Regions from separate parts of the Homo sapiens genome. Here region 1 is linked to region 2. A link is a loop called in an ENCODE intact Hi-C map of the cell type or tissue named here. Cell type or tissue: psoas muscle. All regions are shown on one strand. Links, peaks and the distances in the headings refer to the core of each region. The heading gives the core; the rest is flanking DNA.

Region 1 (8,326 bases), core at 320-8,319, 53 kb before region 2:
TAGTTTTGTTGTTGTTGTTGTTTTTGGTAGGGACAGGGTCTCACTTTGTTGTCCTGGCTGGTCTTGAACTCTTGGTCTCAAGCAATCTACCTGCTTCAGCTTCCCAAAGTGCTGGGATTACAGGCATGAGCCACTGCACCCGATCTTTCTGTCTTATTTGTGAATTTTCTTTTTTCTTTTCTTTTTTTTTTTTTTAGATGGAGTCTCGCTCTGTTGCCTAGGCTGGAGTGCAGTGGCTCGATCTCGGCTCACTGTAACCTCTGCCTCCTGGGTTCAAGCTATTCTTCTGCCTCACCCTGCTGAGTAGCTGGGACTACAGGCACCCGCCACCACGCCTGGCTAATTTTTGTATTTTTAGTAGAGACAGGGGTTCACCATATTGGTCAGGCTGATCTTGAACTCCTGCCAGCCTCGGCCTCCCAGAGTGCTGGGATTACAGGTGTGAGCCACCGCGCTTGGCCTTATTTGTGAATTTTCAAGGGAATTTGTACCTGTGATATTGCTTTGCGTATATACTTCATGTGTGCATGTGTGTGTGTGTGTATGTGTGTGTGTTTGTGTGTGTGTTGGGTTTTGTCCATGGTTCCTTGATCATAATTTGCATAGCCCTTTTAGAGTAAACAGAACCTCTCTCTCTAACCTCCTCCTGCCCCCTCTTTCACCTGCACAAGGCAGAAACTCTAACCTGACTGTGGATCACAGGACCCTCATTTCAGAGGGGGAAGGAATGCTGCATAGAGAAGCCAGGAAGAATCTGAACAGACAGGCCTCGCTGGGTTTAGATCGGACCCTTTTTGTCCAATCACATTTCTACGTGGTTGTTAATCACACCTATCCAGTGACGTCTCCATAAAAGGCCCAAGAGGACAGGGTTTGGGCAGCTTCTGGAAGCTGAACATGTGCAGTACCTGGAGGGTGGCGCTCCCAGGAGGGCACGGAAGCTCCATGCCCCTCCCCCATGCCCTCCCCATGCACCCATGGGGTGAATAGACTCCCACGCAAAATTCATGTCCACTCAGAACCTCGGAATGTGACCTTAGTTGGAAATAGGATCTTTGCAGTTGTAATTGATTAACGCGAGGTCACACTGGATTAGGGTGGGCCTCAAATCTGATACGGCTGGTGTCCTTTTAAGAGGAGATGAGGGCCAGGCAATGGTGGCTCACACCTGTAATCCCAGCAATTTGGGAGGCTGAGGCAGCGGATCACCTGACATCAGGAGTTCGAGACCAGCCTGGCCAACATGGTGAAATGCCATCACTACTAAAAATACAAAAAAAATTAGCCAGATGTGGTGGTGGGCGCCTGTAATCCAGCTACTCGGGAGGTTGAGGCAGGAGAATCGCTTGAACCCGGGAGGTGAAGGTTGCAGTGAGCTAAGATCAGCCCATTGCACTCCAGCCTAGGCGACAAGAGCGAGACTCTGTCTCAAAAAAAAAAAAAAAAAAAAAAAGAGGAGATGAGACAGAGCCACAAAGATGGGAAAATGCCTTGTAAAGTTAAAGGCAGAGATTGCAATGACACATCTACAGATGAAGAAACAGCAGGGACTGCCAGCACCCACGGGAAGCCAGGGGAGAGGCATGAACAAGAGGAACCAACCCTGCCCACACCTTGATTTCAGACCTCTGGCCTCCAGGACCACGAGAGAATACATTCCTGGCCGGGCGCGGTGGCTCACGTCTGTAATCCCAGCACTTTGGGAGGCCGAGGCGGGCGGATCACGAGGTCAGGAGTTTGAGAGCAGCCTGGCCAACATGGTGAAACCCCCTCCCTATTAAAAATACAAATATTAGCCAGGCATGGTGGTGCATGCTTGTAGTCCCAGCTACTTGGGAGGCTGAGGCAGGAGAATCACTTGAATCCGGGAGGCAGAGGTTGCAGTGAGCCAAGATCACACCACGGCACTCCAGTCTGGGTGACAGAGCGAGACTCCATCTCAAACAAACAAACAAACAAAAAAAAACAGAGAGAATACATTCCTGTTGCTTTAAGCTACTGTGTTTGTGGTAATTCATTATGGTGGCCCTAGGGAACTAACACAGCAACTAATTAATATTTTTTTAAAACGTTGCTGTTGAATTTAAACAGATTTCAAGGGATTAAATCAGTTGCAATTATTTTCCTCATTGAAGCTCAACTTGCCCCACTTTGGGCCAGCGCGAGGCTCTTCACGTTGACTTCTACGTGCTCTTGACATAACTATACTATCTTTCCTGCTAATGGGTATCGCAAAATGTTCTGGGTTACTCTTGTTCATTGCCTGCTCCAGATCTGGAATCAGCCACTTCGGAAGAAGCTCCAGTTTCATTTCTCTTCTTTTCTTTTTCTTTTTTTTGAGACAGGGTCTCACTCTGTTGCCCAGGCTGGAGTGGAGTGGCACAATTCTGGCTCACTACAACCTCTGCTTCCCGGATCCAGGCAATCCTCCTACCTCAGCCCTCAGAGTAGCTGGGGCCGCAGGCGTGCCCGCCATCGCACCTGGCTAATTTTTTTTTTTGTAGAGACGGGGTCTTACTGGGTTGCTCAGGCTGGTCTCAAACTCCTGGGCTCAAGCAATCCTCCTGCCTTAGCCTTCCAAGGAGCTAGGATTACAGGTGTGAGCCACTGCGCCCAGCCAGCCCCAGTTTCTTTTAGAGGGAAACAGCATTTCCAGATCACAACGTGGATATAGGGATACTCATTGCTACTGGGTTCCCTGTTTCTAGGCCTTTTGGGTGGTCAGAGAGACTGGATCTGTATAAAATACATCACCAGTTCACGTGAATATGATGAAGTCAAATTGAGAACTACAGGGGTTTGCTTAGTTTTGTTTTTAAACTTTTTTTTTTTTTTTGAGACAAAGTCTCGCTCTGTCACCCAGGCTGGAGTGTAGTGGCACGATCTCAGATCACTGCAACCTCCGCCTCCTGGGTTCAAGCAATTCTCTGCCCCAGCCTCCCGAGTAGCTGGACTACAGGTGCCCGCCATCACGCCTGGCTAGTTTTTGTATTTTTAGTAGAGACGGGGTTTCACCATGTTGGCCAGGCTGGTCTTGAACTCCTGACCTCATGATCTACCCGCCTCAGCCTCCCAAAGTGCTAGGATTATAGGCATGAGCCACTGCGCCTGGCTTAAACTATTTTTTAAACATAATTTATCACTTTTCTTTTTGAGACAGGGTCTCACTATGTTGCCCAGGCTGGAGTGCAGTGGTGCAATCATGGCTCACTGCAGCTTCGACCTCCCTGGGCTCAGGTGATCCTCCCAACTCAGCCTCCTGGGTAGCTGGGACTATAGGTGTGCACCACCACACCCAGCTAATTTTTCAATTTTGTGTAGGGATGGAGTTTTGCCATGTCATCCAAGCTGGTCTGGAGCTCCTACGCTAAAAGCAATCCACCAAAAGTGCTGGGATTCCAGGCGTGACCCACTGCGCCCCACTAAACGTAATTTCTTTTCTCTTTTTATTTCACATATATTTTTTGTAGAGATGGGGTCTCACTGTGTTGCCCAGGCTGGTCTCAAACACCTGGGCTCAAGCGATCCTTCCACCTTGGCCTCCCAAAGTGCTGAGATTACAGGCATGAGCCACCATACCTGGCCTGTTTTTTTTGTTTTGTTTTTTTGTTTTTTGTTTTGAGATGGAGTCTTGCTCTGTCGCCCAGGCTGGAGTGCAGTGGTGCGATCTCGGCTTACTGCAAGCTCTGCCTCCCGGGTTCATGCCATTCTCCTGCCTCAGCCTCCCGAGTAGCTGGGACTACAGGTACATGCCACCATGCCCGGCTAATTTTTTGTATTTTTAGTAGAGACGGGGTTTCACTGTGTTAGCCAGGATGGTCTTGATCTCCTGACCTCGTGATCTGCCCGCCTCGGCCTCCCAAAGTTCTGGGATTACAGGCGTGAGCCACCGCGCCCGGCCACACCTGGCCTGTTTTTAAAAAAAAAAAAAAAAAAAAACTTAATCTCTTCTCTAGGACAACTATATCAAGGTTCTTTGGTGCTGAGTACCCTGATGTCAAGGACGTAGTAGATGACATAGTATCCCATCTTTGATCATTTACTTTATCCCACATTATAAACTCAATGTCTCAGAAAAACAGTGCTAATACTATCACCATCAATTAAAGTAGGTTAAAACATTTTGCATATTTTCCCCATTCTCTCCATTTAAAAAGTAGTCTTACTACACATAACTGTTGAGCATATAATTATTACCTTTTTTTTTTGAGACAGGGTCTCACTCTGTCATCCAGTCACCCAGGCTGGAGTGCAGTGACACAATCATAGCTCACTGCAGCCTCAATCTCCCAGGCTGAAGCGATCCTCCCTCCTCAGCCTCCCAGGTAGTTGGACTACAGGCATGCACCACTGCACCTGGCTAATTTTTAAATATTTTGTAGAGAAAATTGGAGAATCAGGAGAATCGCTTGAACCTGGGAGGCAGAGGTTGCAGTGAGCCGAGATAGCACCACTGCACTCCAGCTTGGGCAACAGAGGGAGACTCCACCTCAAAAAAAAAAAAAAAAAATTAGAAAAAAACTAATGAAGAATGCAGACATTGGTTTGTCCTTGGAAATCCCATCACTCTGTTGTCTTCTTGGCAAACTCTTACACTTCCTTTAAGATCTCTCAAGGCATCACCTCCACCAGGAAGCCTTCTCTGATGGCCTCTATCCTCCAGGCTAGGTTGGTAGTCCCTTCTAGGTTCCCACAGTGCCCGTGTTTCCTCCATTTTCACTTGTATCTCTGTATTGGGATGGTCTATTTCCTCCTTTAGACTAAGACGTGTTTGAGGGCAGAGGCTTAGTATTAACCATCTCCAGGTCCCCAGCATAACCCGGAATAGGATCTGGGCCACCGGAATCCTCAGAAAATATTTATAAATAAATATGCAAAGGAAAACATGCTTTTCTCCCTCTGCTGAACTCCAACTTATGCTTTAAAACCCCCAGCCAAATGTCTCTTTTTCCAAATGTTTTCTTATGACTCCTGCAGAAAGTCTTTTCTCTCTCTCTACTGGGCCCAGGAGACTTCCATGATCACACTTGCTGGCCCATGTCTGTTTCCCCACATAATTCATCTTTGGATTTAGCCCTGAAGAAACCCCTCAGAAATACAAGTGAATCATGCCTTTCAACCCTTTTAAGAACTCCTATTCAACCTTCAAAACCCAACTCAAATATCCCCTTTCTATATTTGTTGAATAAGAGGACTGAAGGTTACGGTCCCAGGTCAATGGGGACTGAGGCTGGTGGGGGCGGTCAATCACGCTCACCTGCAGGAGCAGCTTGCGGTAGCGGTCATTGAGCAGCTCCGAGTTGCTCTGCTCCTCCTCCAGCTCTTCCTCCAACTGCCCCAGGCGCCCCTCCAGCTGACGCTTCTCCTCCAGAATGGCTGCCCTAGGGAGACAGGAAGGCGTGGGGATGAAAGGACAGGATGGTCAGAGGAGGGTGCCTTGCCTCACACTACAGGACCCTGTGGTTAGCCCCACGCATCTCCCCAGCCTCACACCCCAGGGGCCCCGAGGTTAACCCCGCCCACCTCCCAGTTTCCTGTCCCAGAGCCCAGCCACCTCCAGCCTACCCCAGCTTCACCTCCTGCAGACGCAGTACCTCAGCCTTCAGACCCTTGGGGCACTTACTTGCTAAGGTTACCATTGGCCACCTCATCTGCCATCTCATCCCGGTCCTGCTGGGCCTGCCGCCGAGCACGGTCCGAGGCGGCCAGTTCCTGTGATGATGGAGGGGTGGCCGGTGGGTGTGAGGAGAAGCAATCTGGGCACGGGTCTCACCCCTTTCTCTGTCCCTCACACCTCAAGGCTCTTGGCTTTTTTCTCATGCTGTCCCTGGGTAACCCTGGAATGAGCTGCAACCTACAGATGTCTCCTAAATCTGTCTCCTGAGCCCCTGACCTGTGCTCACCTCTTGCAGCCCAACCCCCAGGCCCCTCACCCTCTCCACCTTTTACTGCACACAGGTCCTCCTCTCAAACCTGCCTCTCCTCCAGGGTCCCCCAATCACCGGGCCAGACCCCCAGTGCTCTCCTCCCCTCCTCCGGCCCCCCTCACCATAGCCTTCTCCCTCCTGCCTTCTGACTGCCTTCTCCGTCCTCTGCATCCCCTTGGCCCTGGCTCAGGGTTCTCTCTCTCTTTCTCAATCTCTCTCTCTCTCCCCTCTCCCACTCCCACTCCCACAGCCTTTGTGACTCCAATCTCCCCACTCCAGTTCAACTGCTACAGAGCTGACCCTGCCCATCCTCTGTTCTGGATCTTTCCATGGCTCCCTAGTGCCCTAAGACAAAATCCCTGCTCTTAGGCTGGCATTGCAGGCCACATGGTAAGACACACCCACCTCCCGAGCCTTACACCCTGGGACCCTGTGGTTAGCCCCGCCCACCTCCCCAGCTTCACATCCAGGGACCCTGTGGTTAGCCCCGCCCACCTCCCCAGCTTCACATCCAGGGACCCTGTGGTTAGCCCCGCCCACCTCCCCAGCTTCACATCCAGGGACCTCAAGGTTAGCCTTGCCCACCTCCCAGCTTCCTGTCCCAGGGCCCAGCCTACCCCAGCCTCACCTCCTGCAGCCGCAGCACCTCAGCCTCCAGGCCCTTGAGGCGCTTTTCACTTTCCCGATTCTGGGAGAAGATCTCCTCCCGGGAGGTGCGTGTCTCCTCCACCTCCCGCCATAGCTCCTTCATCTGGGCCTGGGTGGAACGGAATAGGTAGATGGGCTCAGCCTGGCCACACAGCACAGGGAACTCCTCCACCCCCTTGCCAGACCGACGGGGCTCCTCAGCTCCCGTGAACAAGCAGGGAACTCTCCGAACCCTGCAGACCTGGGCTCCTGTGTATAAAGCCACTTGCTGTGTGACCCTGAGCCAGCCTCTCCCACTCTGGTCCTCAAGGGAGGAGGTTGACCTGGCTGAGAACTAGAAGGCAGCTGGAAGCCTGATGGAGCCTGGCTTCAAGTTAGATAGACATGGGTTTGAATTACAACTTGGCCATATCCTTGCTGGGTGACTGTGAGCCAGCCACTGCCCCTCTCTGAGCCTCAGTTTGCCTACTGTTGATTTATTTATTTTATTTCTATCTTTACTTTTTTGAGACAGTCTCGCTCTGTCACCCAGGCTGGAGTGCACTGGTGGGATCTCAACTCACTGCAACCACTGCCTCCCGGATTCAAGCAATTCTCCTGCCTCAGCCTCCTGAGTAGCTGAGACCACAGGTGCGTGCCACCATGCCTGGCTAATTCTTGTATTTTTAGTAGAAACAGGGTTTCACCATATTGGCCAGGCTGGTATTGAACTCCTGACCTCAGGTGATCTGCCCATCTTGGCCTCCCAAAGTGGTGGGATTACAGGTGTGAGCCACTGTGTCTGGCCAAAAAACCATATGGTATTTTCACTTCAAAAACAAAACCATGGGGGCGGGTGGATCACTTGAGGCCAAGAGATCGAGACCAGCCTGGCCAACATGGCAAAACCTTGTCTCTACTAAAAATACAAAAATTATGGCGCACGCCTGTAATCCCAGCTACTCAGGAGGCTGAGGCAGGAGAACTGCTTGAACCTGGGAGGCAGAGTTGCTGTGAGCTGAGATCACGTCGCTGCACTCCAGCCTGGGTGACAGAATGAGACTGTCTCAAAAAAAAAAAAACCAACTGAACAAACAAAGAAACAAACAAAAAAATGAGGAAATTTGACTTAAAAGTGCAGCATTTTAAATGAAAGAAATGTAAAATAGAAGAAGAAGGAAGCCAGCCTCTGGGGCATGGATGTTTATAAAGGTGCTGACCCATGCGGATGCTGCCTGTGGGTTGAGAGCGAGGGGTCCGAGCTAGCCTTAGACCCTGGAGTGATGGTTGGGGCTTGAAGACACCAAAGCCTCCCCTCCCTGCAGCTCACGCCGGCTCTTACCTGCATCTTGCGAAGCTGCTTCACCGCCTCCTCCTTGCCCTGGCCGGCAGAGGCCATCTGAGCCTTCAGCTCCTCCAGCTCTCCCTCCAGCTTCTTGCGGGCAGCCACGGCCAGAGTGCGCTGCTTCCGCTCCTCATCCCGCTCCACCTCTGCATCTCTCAGCTGGAGAGGAGGTCAGGAGGGACCGGGTCAGACACAGGAAGCCCAGCCTCCCTCTGTGTGCTAGGGACATGGATGTCTGCCCTGGAGCTCCTGCCCAGGCTGCAAGCCCCGCTCCTCTCACTCCCTGACTCTCTTTACTTGGTCTCCTCTCTATCCCTACTGCCCCAGCTCAGTCCCCCATCTCACCTAAGCCTCCTTTCTAGCCTCTCATCTCTCCCCTCCAGCCCATTCCAACACGTCTCCAGAGCTGATCCTGCTCATAGCCCTC
Region 2 (8,326 bases), core at 23-8,022:
AAAGCCCAGAGAGACACATCCCAAAATGTGAGCAGCAATTATCTCTGGGAATATGATTATGGGTAATTGTCTTTCTTTTTCTTTTTCTTTCTTTCTTCTTCTTTTTCTTTCTTTCTTCTTCTTTTTTTTTTTTGGAGACAGATTCTTGCTCCGTTGCCCAGGCTGGAGTGCAGCGGCACAATCTCGGCTCAACTGCAACCTCCGCCTCCTGGGTTCAAGCAATTCTCCTGCCTCAGCCTCCTGAGCAGCTGGGACTACAGGCACCCATCACCATTCCCAGTTAATTTTTGTATTTTTAGTAGAGAAGAAGTTTTGTCATGTTGGCCAGGCTGGTCTCGAACTCATGGCCTCAAGTGATCTGCCTGCCTTGGCCTCCCAAAGTGCTGGGATTACAGGTGATTATGGGTAATTTTCTCTCTTCCTTTCTACTTTTCTGTCATGCCAGATTTTTCCCCCTTCCAGCTTGTATTATTTTATAATAATAAAGAGACATAGCTATTTCTATTTTGGTTTAAAGTAAGGGATATTGACTATAATTCTGTTCTTGAAAGGCAAAAAGAAGTGTGTCTCTGCAGAGTGCAGAGGCTGGAGAAGCTACGCCAAATGCTAATGGTGGCTCCCTGTGGGGAGAGGGGGTCTGGGAGGATGGGCTCCTGCTGTTCCCCACTGTCGTGCTGGTGCGGTTCACTTTCAGCAGAGCTCACGCTTTTAGAATCAGGAAAAGAGTGGTTGATGTTATTTTGGCAAAGACTCAGCAAAAAGCAGGAAATCGGCCAGGCACGGTGGCTCAGGCCTGTAATCCCAGCACTTTGGGAGGCCGAGGTGGGCAGATCACGAGGTCATGAGATCGAGACCATCCTGGTTAACACGGTGACACTCCGTCTCTACTAAAAATACAAACAATTAGCCGGGCGTGGTGGCGGGCGCCTGTAGTCCCAGCTACTCAGGAGGCTGAGGCAGGAGAATGGTGTGAACCCGGGAGGCGGAGCTTGCAGTGAGCTGAGATCACGCCACTGCACTCCAGCCTGGGTGACAGAGCGAGACTCCATCTCAAAAAAAAAAAAAAAAAAAAAATGCAGGAAATCAGAGTGATCCTGGGTTGGAGACAGGTGTGGCTGGAAGGGGGATGCTCTCTACGTGGGACAGGGGTGCAGGAGGGCTGGGCACCACCTGGGCGGGGGCTGGAGGTCGTGGGCAGGCAGGCCGGGGGCAGTACCTGTGTTGTCAGGCATGGTGGCTTGATCGGTGTTCCGTTCTCTCTTCAAGGCAATGTTGCCAAACTGGAGAACTGCTGAGACCATCCGCAGCATGGCTGGGGACGCAAGGACAGAGGTCACGTGTGGCTCTGGACCCCGATGTGTGGTCTTAACTGGCCCCTTAAACATGTAACTTAAAAAGCTTAAGGCAAATTATATCACCACCCCTCAGCTTAAAATCTACTTGTGGGATGGGCGTGATAGCTCACACCTGTAATCCCAGCACTCTGGGAGGCCGAGGCGGGAGGATCACTTGAGCCCAGGAGTTTGAGACCAGCCTGAGCAACACAGCAAGACTCCATCTCAAAAAAAAAAAAAAGAATCCATCTTTGACACTGGGCAGGCCTTGAAATATGTGAACAGATCGGTGAATTCCGGTTGAGTTTATTATATCTGAGGCTTGCCCTATCGCTATGATACTTAAACAGTGTCTGCTTACGTTGTGTATTTTGTAAAACAATGCAAGTAGAATTTAAAAGGACTTAGGGAAATGAATGAAGAAGGTCTACAGTGATATGGAAAGACTTCTACCACAATGAGTGAAAAACAGGAGGCAAACAAACAATGCTGTGTGTGGCTTACTGCTATCTATGTGCAAAAGGGAGGAAATATAAAGTATAGTCGATTCTTGTGACTTGCACTGGTCATGTTCTTTCTTAAAAAATTATTTTGAATGGGGTCTTGCTCTGTTGCCCAGGCAGGTATGCAGTGGCACGATCATAGCTCACTGCAGCCTTGACCTCTTGGGCTCAAGTGATCCTCCTGCCTCAGCCCCCAGAGTGGCTGAGACCACGGGTGTGTACCACCACCTCTGGTCACATTTTCACCAACCGATCAATAAGTCACCTTGTTTTTTTTTTTGAGACGGAGTCTCATTCTTGTCACCCAGGCTGGAGTGCAGTGGTGCCATATCGGCTCACTGCAACCTCCACCTCCCAACTTCAAGCGATTCTCCTGCCTCACCCTCCCAAGTAGCTGGGATTACTGGTGCACACCACCACACCCGGCTAATTTTTGTATTTTTAGTAGAGATGGGGTTTCGCCATGTTGGCCAGGCTGGTCTTGAATTCCTGACCTCAGATGATCCACCCGCCTCGGCCTCCCAAAGTGCTGAGATTACAGGTGTGAGCCACTGCACCCAGCCTCGTCACCTTGTTTTATGTGCATTTTGTTTTAGAGACACCTTATTTAATATACTACTGACTCATTCGCACAGAACTCGAGGCCAACAGCACCGTAACTCGCACCTGGAGGAAGCTGATCTCACACACGTATTTTATCATTTCTCCAAAGCCACATGGCAGCCTTCTTGTGTTTGGGGATGCCAGACAGCACATCAGCACTGTGCTCAGGGGACATTTGAGACAGTGCAATCACCAGCAAAAAGTGCAAATTTGTGACTAACATGGCACTATTTAGGAAAGGACACTGTACAGTATGAGAACTGAAACCAGAAGGCAGAACACCACCCCTGTCTGATGTGAGCTGAGTGTGCACTCGGTGACTCAAATTTTCCTCCATTCTACGCAGGACCGTAAATGACCACGAACACACCAGGAGTACTGATTTCATGGTGATGCTATGCACCAATGCAATCCCTCAGCCACATCATCAGCTGTTCATTGTAGAACAGTTTTCACGATTTGTGGATCGAAATTGATATGGTTTGGCTGTGTCCCCAGCCAAATCTCATCTTGAAATTGTAGCTCCCATAATTCCCATGTGTTGTGCGAGGGACCCAGTGGGAGGTAACTGAATCTTGGGGGCTGTTTCCCCCATACTGTTCTCGTGGTAGTGAATAAGTCTCACGAGATCTGAGGTTTTATAAGTGGAAACCCCTTTTGCTTGGCTCTCATTCTGTCTTGCCTGCCACCATGTAAGATGTGCCTTTTGCCTTCTGCCATGATTGTGGAGGCCACCCCAGCCACGTGGAACTGTGAGTCTGTTAAACCTCTTTTACTTTATAAATTACCCAGTCTTGGGTATGTCTTTATCAGCAGCATGACTAATACAGAAATGGACCTTGAATTGGGGGTTACAAATAGATTTGGCGAGTAGGCTGTGCAGAGTTCTAGAAAGTGCATTGGAAGTGGGTAGTGCTGCCCCCTAGAATATGTCTCAGGAACTTGTGGAGGGGTCGGGTGTTTCTGGACGTCACCAGGACTAGGCAGTCCACTTGGATGCGGACGGTTTCTACAGCCCACATGGCTTCTGAAAAATGGCCCCCTGGACATTTGCGTCCATGAAGTCATGGTTTGTAATTATCTGCAACAAATTCCCAACAGTTTTACGTATAAATACAGCAGTGTTTTGTGCTTGGTTTTAATACACAGTGAGGCTTGGTGCGGTGTGGTGGTGGTGGTACGGGCTCACGCCCGTAATCCCAGCACTTTGGGAGGGCAAAGGCGGGAAGATCATTTGAGTCCAGGAGTTTGAGATCAGCTTGGGCAACATAGTGAAAACCTGTCTCTACTAAAAATACAAAAAATTAGGTGGCCATGGTGGTGGATGCCTGTGGTCCCAGCTACTCGGGAGGCTGAGGTAGGAGGATCACCTGAGCCTGGAAAGTCGAGGCTGCAGTGAGCCATGATTGCACCACTGCACTCAAGCCTGGGCAATGAGAGAGAGACCCTGCCTCAAAAAAAAAAAAAATTAATATACAGTGAATTTTCCAGGAGGACAGCCACTGTGTAAATCCCAGAGAAGGCTGTTCTTTGCTTTGCTCAGGACTCAATCAAAATTGATCACCTTTTCAGAACACTCTCCCCTGACAGCAGAGCTGTGTGTGGTGTTTGAGTCAAGGGGACAGCAGGTGAGGCTGTGTTTGTGTTTGCATCTGATGCTTTTTCTTTTTTTTTTCTTTTGAGATAGAGTCTTGCTGTGTCATCAGGCTGGAGTGCAGTGGCACAATCTTGGCTCACTTCAACCTCTGCCTCCTGGGTTCAAGTGATTCTCCCGCCTCAGCCTCCCAAGTAGCTGGGACTACAGGCACATGCCAACACGCCCAGCTAATTTTTGTATTTTTAGTAGAGACGGGGTTTCATCGTGTTGGCCAGGATGGTCTCAATCTCTTGACCTCGTGATCCGCCCGCCTGGGCCTCCTAAAGTGCTGGGATTACAGGCATGAGTCACCAAGCCTGGCTGCATCTGATGCTTTCATGGTGGGGCCATAGGTCAGTGCAACCCCTCAGCCGCCTGGTCAACCATTCATTCTAGAACAGTTTGTACCATTTGTGCACTGAAATGGACCTTGATTTATTTTTCACTTCCTCCATACCACAACCTGTTCCAAACACTTACAAATGACTTCAGGTACCCTTCATAACCACTGAACAAGGCAGGTCCTTCTATGCTTCCCATGTTACAGATAGGGTAACTGAGGCACTCAATCAACTCACCCAAGATCACCCAGCTCACATAGGCTGGCAGAGCTGGGATTCAAACCAGGGCAGTCTGTGGTTGTTTTTTTGGGTTTTTTTGTTTGTTTTTCTGTTTTTATTTTTTTATTTTATTTTATTTTTTTAATAGAGATGAGATCTCATTCTGTTGCCCAGGCTGGTCTCCAACTCCTGGCCTCAAGAAGTCCTCCTCACTTGGCCTCCCAAAGTGTTGGGATTACAGGCATGAGCCACTGTGCCTGGCCTGGGAGGCAGTGCTTTTAATTTCTGTGCTTCCATTTTCCTTTTTCATTTTAGCATAGATTTTTTTTTAAAGAGACAGAGTCTTGCTCTGTTGCCCAGGCTGGAGTGCAGTGGTGTGGTGTGATCATAGCTTACTGCAGCCTCAACTTCCTGGGCTCAAGCGATCCTCTCACCACAGCCTTCTGAGTAGCTGGACTACAGATGCTCACCACCATGCCCAGCTAATTTAAAAAAATGTTTTGTCCAGATGGGATCTTGGCATGTTGCCCAAGTTGGTCTCAAATTCCCCGGCTCAAGCGATTCTCCTAACTCAGCCTCCCAAAGTGCTGGGATTACAGGCATAAGCCACCGTGCCGGCGTAGCATAGGTTTATGAATGTAAATACATATGCGCAGCACACATACAGAAAAGGACACATACTATAGACATCCAGCTCCAGGAACGTTTACAAAGTGAATGTGTCTGTGGAACTGGCCTCTCCAAAGCCCCCTTCCCTCACTGGACATGGATGAATGTCACAAACACACGGCTGAGTGACAGAAGCCAGGTGAGAAACTGCACACCGTGTGATTCTATTTGTACCAAATCCAAGAAGAGGCAACACAACTCCATGCTCTTAGAAGTCGGAATAATGGTTACCTTGAGGGGGTGCTGGTGGTGGGAAGGGACATGGGGGGCTCCTGGGTGCTGGATATACAGGGTGTTCCCTCCCAAAACTCCCCCAGGCTGGATGCCAAGGGCCTGTGCTCCTTTTATTGGTGTGTATACTGTACTTCTACACAAAGGTGGCTTAGAAAAAGGTGTGTGTGGCCGGGCGCGGTGGCTCACGCCTGTAATCCCAGCACTTTGGGAGGCTGAGGCGGGCAGATCACGAGGTCAAGAGATCGAGACCATCCTGGCTAACACAGTGAAACCTTGTCTCTACTAAAAATACAAAAAATTAGCTAGGCGTGGTGGCAGGCACCTGTAGTCCCAGCTACTCTGGAGGCTGAGGCAGGAGAATGGCATGAACCGGGGAGGCGGAGCTTGCAGTGAGCGGAGATCGGGCCACTGCACTCCAACCTGGGTGACAGAGTGAGACACTGTCTCAAAAAAAGAAGAAAAAGAAAAAGGTGTGTGTGAGTGGGGGTGGGAGGTCAGCATTTCTTCTGGAATACTCCCGCCAAAAACGTGTAACTAGAATGTAATTGCAGGGAAACAGACCCAGATACAGATGAAACAACCAGTCTGTAATCTTCCCAAGTGTCAAAACCATGAATGATAAAGAAAGACTCAGGAAGAGTTTCAGACTGAAGGAGAGTAAAGAGATGGATGACCAGGAAAAAAAGAGAGCAAGAGGGCTGGGCACGGTGGCTCACGCCTGTAATCGCAGCACTTCGGGAGGCCGAGGCAGGCGGTTCACCTGAGGTCAGGAGTTCGAGACCAGCCTGACCAACATGGAGAAACCCCGTCTCTGCTAAAAATACAAAATCAGCTGGGTGTGGCGGCGCATGCCTGTAATTCCAGCTACTCAGGAGGCTGAGGCAGGAGAATTGCTTGAATCTGGGGGGCGGAGGTTGCAGTGAGCTGAGATCGCGCCACTGTACTCCAGCCTGGGGGACAGAGTGAGACTCCATCATGCGCAAGAGAGAATTTTTTTTGTTTTTTTTTGGAGGTTGGGGGACAACTGGCCTAAGGTCTGTGGACTGGATAACAGTGCTGTGCTGAACTCGATTTCCTGGTGACACTGCTGGTCTGTGGTTGTATAAAGGAATGTTCGTAGGAAATACATGCTGATGTTTTCAGAGGAGGTGGGAGGATGAATAACAGACCCCAAAGATACCCATAACCTAATCCCTGGGACCTGTGAATGTGACCTTCCATGGCAAAAGGGACTTTGCAGATGTGATTAAATGAAGGATCCTAGGCCAGTCGTGGTGGCTCACACCTGTAATCCCAGCACTTTGGGAGGCCAAGGCAAGGGGATCACTTGAGGTCAGGAGTTCGAGACCAGCCTGGCCAACATGGTGAACCCCGACTCTACCAAAAATGCAAAATATAAGCTGGGTGTGGTGGCGAGCGCCTATAATCTCAGCTGCTCGGGAGGCTGAAATGGGAGAATTGCTTGAACCAGGGAGGTGGAGGTTGGAGTAAGCTGAGATCACACCACCGCACTCTGCTCCAGCCTGGGCAACAGAGCGCTAGACTCCATCTCAAAAAAAATAAAAAATAAAAAAGATAAATAAAGAAGGACACATCCTTACAGACCCACAGTGCATCTGGCCCAGCAAACTTAATGATCATTCCTTAACATCAGCTTAGACCCCGTCCAGACCTGGCTTCCATCAATGGCCTTTAAAATGGCCTCTTGCAGTTGGCTTAGGAAGCTGTGTTTGTGCCAGGCCCCAGGGCGCATCTGATGCCCTGAGGACCTGGCAGTCAGCTCTTGTTGCTGACATCAGACTCGCCCATCACTAGCAAGCCCAGCCTGCGGATGCCTCATGTGAGAGGCTGGCATGCCTCCCTGTGTCCCAGGCTACCTGCTCAACCTCTCAGCATGGCATTTATGGTGCCAAGGGGTGGCAGGCAGAGATGTAAAATGGGGAAGGAGATGGACAGACACCCTGCCTTGATTGGCCCCAAATGCTTTCTGCCTTGGGCTCCCTGTGGGTGACACTGAGGTGTCCACCTCTCTCTCTGGATCATGGGCTGGCTTTGGGGTCAGACGTTTCCACCATGGCTTTGCCTCCTCCTCTTGAATTGGGGTGAGTCCTAGGACAGGACACCCCACCTCCCTGACCCTCTGTCTCTTGTCAAAAAAAGTCTGTGAAAAGGTGACTAACTCCACTCCTTGTAAGCAAAACACAGAATGAAACTGTAATGAGAGCTCATTCATCTGCCACATCAGCAAAGACAAAAAAGCTCCAGCCATCGTTGCTGGGTGCAGGTGGGGACACAGGTGCTCCAGGTATATGCTGGAGGAACTGGAAACTAGCGCCACCCTGTGGACAGCGACGAGGTAGATTCTCTGCAATTTAAAAAATGCTCATGGCCGGGTGCGGTGGCTCACGCCTGTAATCCCAGCATTTTGGGAGGCGGAGGCGGGTGGATCACTTGAGGTCAGGAGTTCGAGACCAGCCTGGCCAACACGGTGAAACCCTGCCTCTACTAAAAATACAAAAAAAGTTAGCGGGTGTGGTGGCACATGCCTGTAATCCCAGCTACTCAGGAGGCTGAGGTAGGAGAATTGTTTGAACCCGGGAGGTGGAAGTTGCAGTGAGTCGAGATCGTGCCACTGCACTCCAACCCCAGGTGACAGAACGAGACTCTGTCTCAAAAAAAAAAAAAAATGTTCACACCTGAGTTGGGGTAGGGAGGTTGGGGAGAGATGAAACACAAGAGGTCACCGGTTCATCATTGATGGAGCTGGTGACAGCTGCCAGCTGGTGG

The links. Peaks named below come from ENCODE experiments on the same cell type or tissue, not always from the same donor. Only the 100,000 strongest peaks of a DNase experiment are listed, where the experiment ranks them.
Region 1: a loop joins it to region 2, with 1.8 times the contacts of the local background. A loop is called at or near these places in 2 of 110 quality-filtered maps.

The regions. Positions count from the first base shown.
Region 1 is chr19:50,290,619-50,298,944 of GRCh38, reverse strand. MYH14 (myosin heavy chain 14) reads right to left here. Exons shown (of 43, transcript NM_001145809.2): 36 at 7,897-8,058; 37 at 6,556-6,684; 38 at 5,624-5,712; 39 at 5,258-5,381. Among named protein-coding and RNA genes, the nearest start is that of KCNC3, 35 kb to the left of the region's middle. RefSeq lists enhancers at 6,085-6,612, 6,613-7,141. In psoas muscle, for the core only: no CTCF peak of the experiment used is centred there; no DNase peak of the experiment used is centred there.
Region 2 is chr19:50,237,228-50,245,553 of GRCh38, reverse strand. MYH14 (myosin heavy chain 14) reads right to left here. Exons shown (of 43, transcript NM_001145809.2): 11 at 1,217-1,312. Among named protein-coding and RNA genes, the nearest start is that of MYH14, 38 kb to the right of the region's middle. RefSeq lists a silencer at 548-842 and an enhancer at 2,823-2,912. In psoas muscle, for the core only: a CTCF peak has its summit at 7,847 (motif pointing left); a DNase peak (open chromatin) is centred at 4,366; H3K27ac peaks cover 2,511 bases.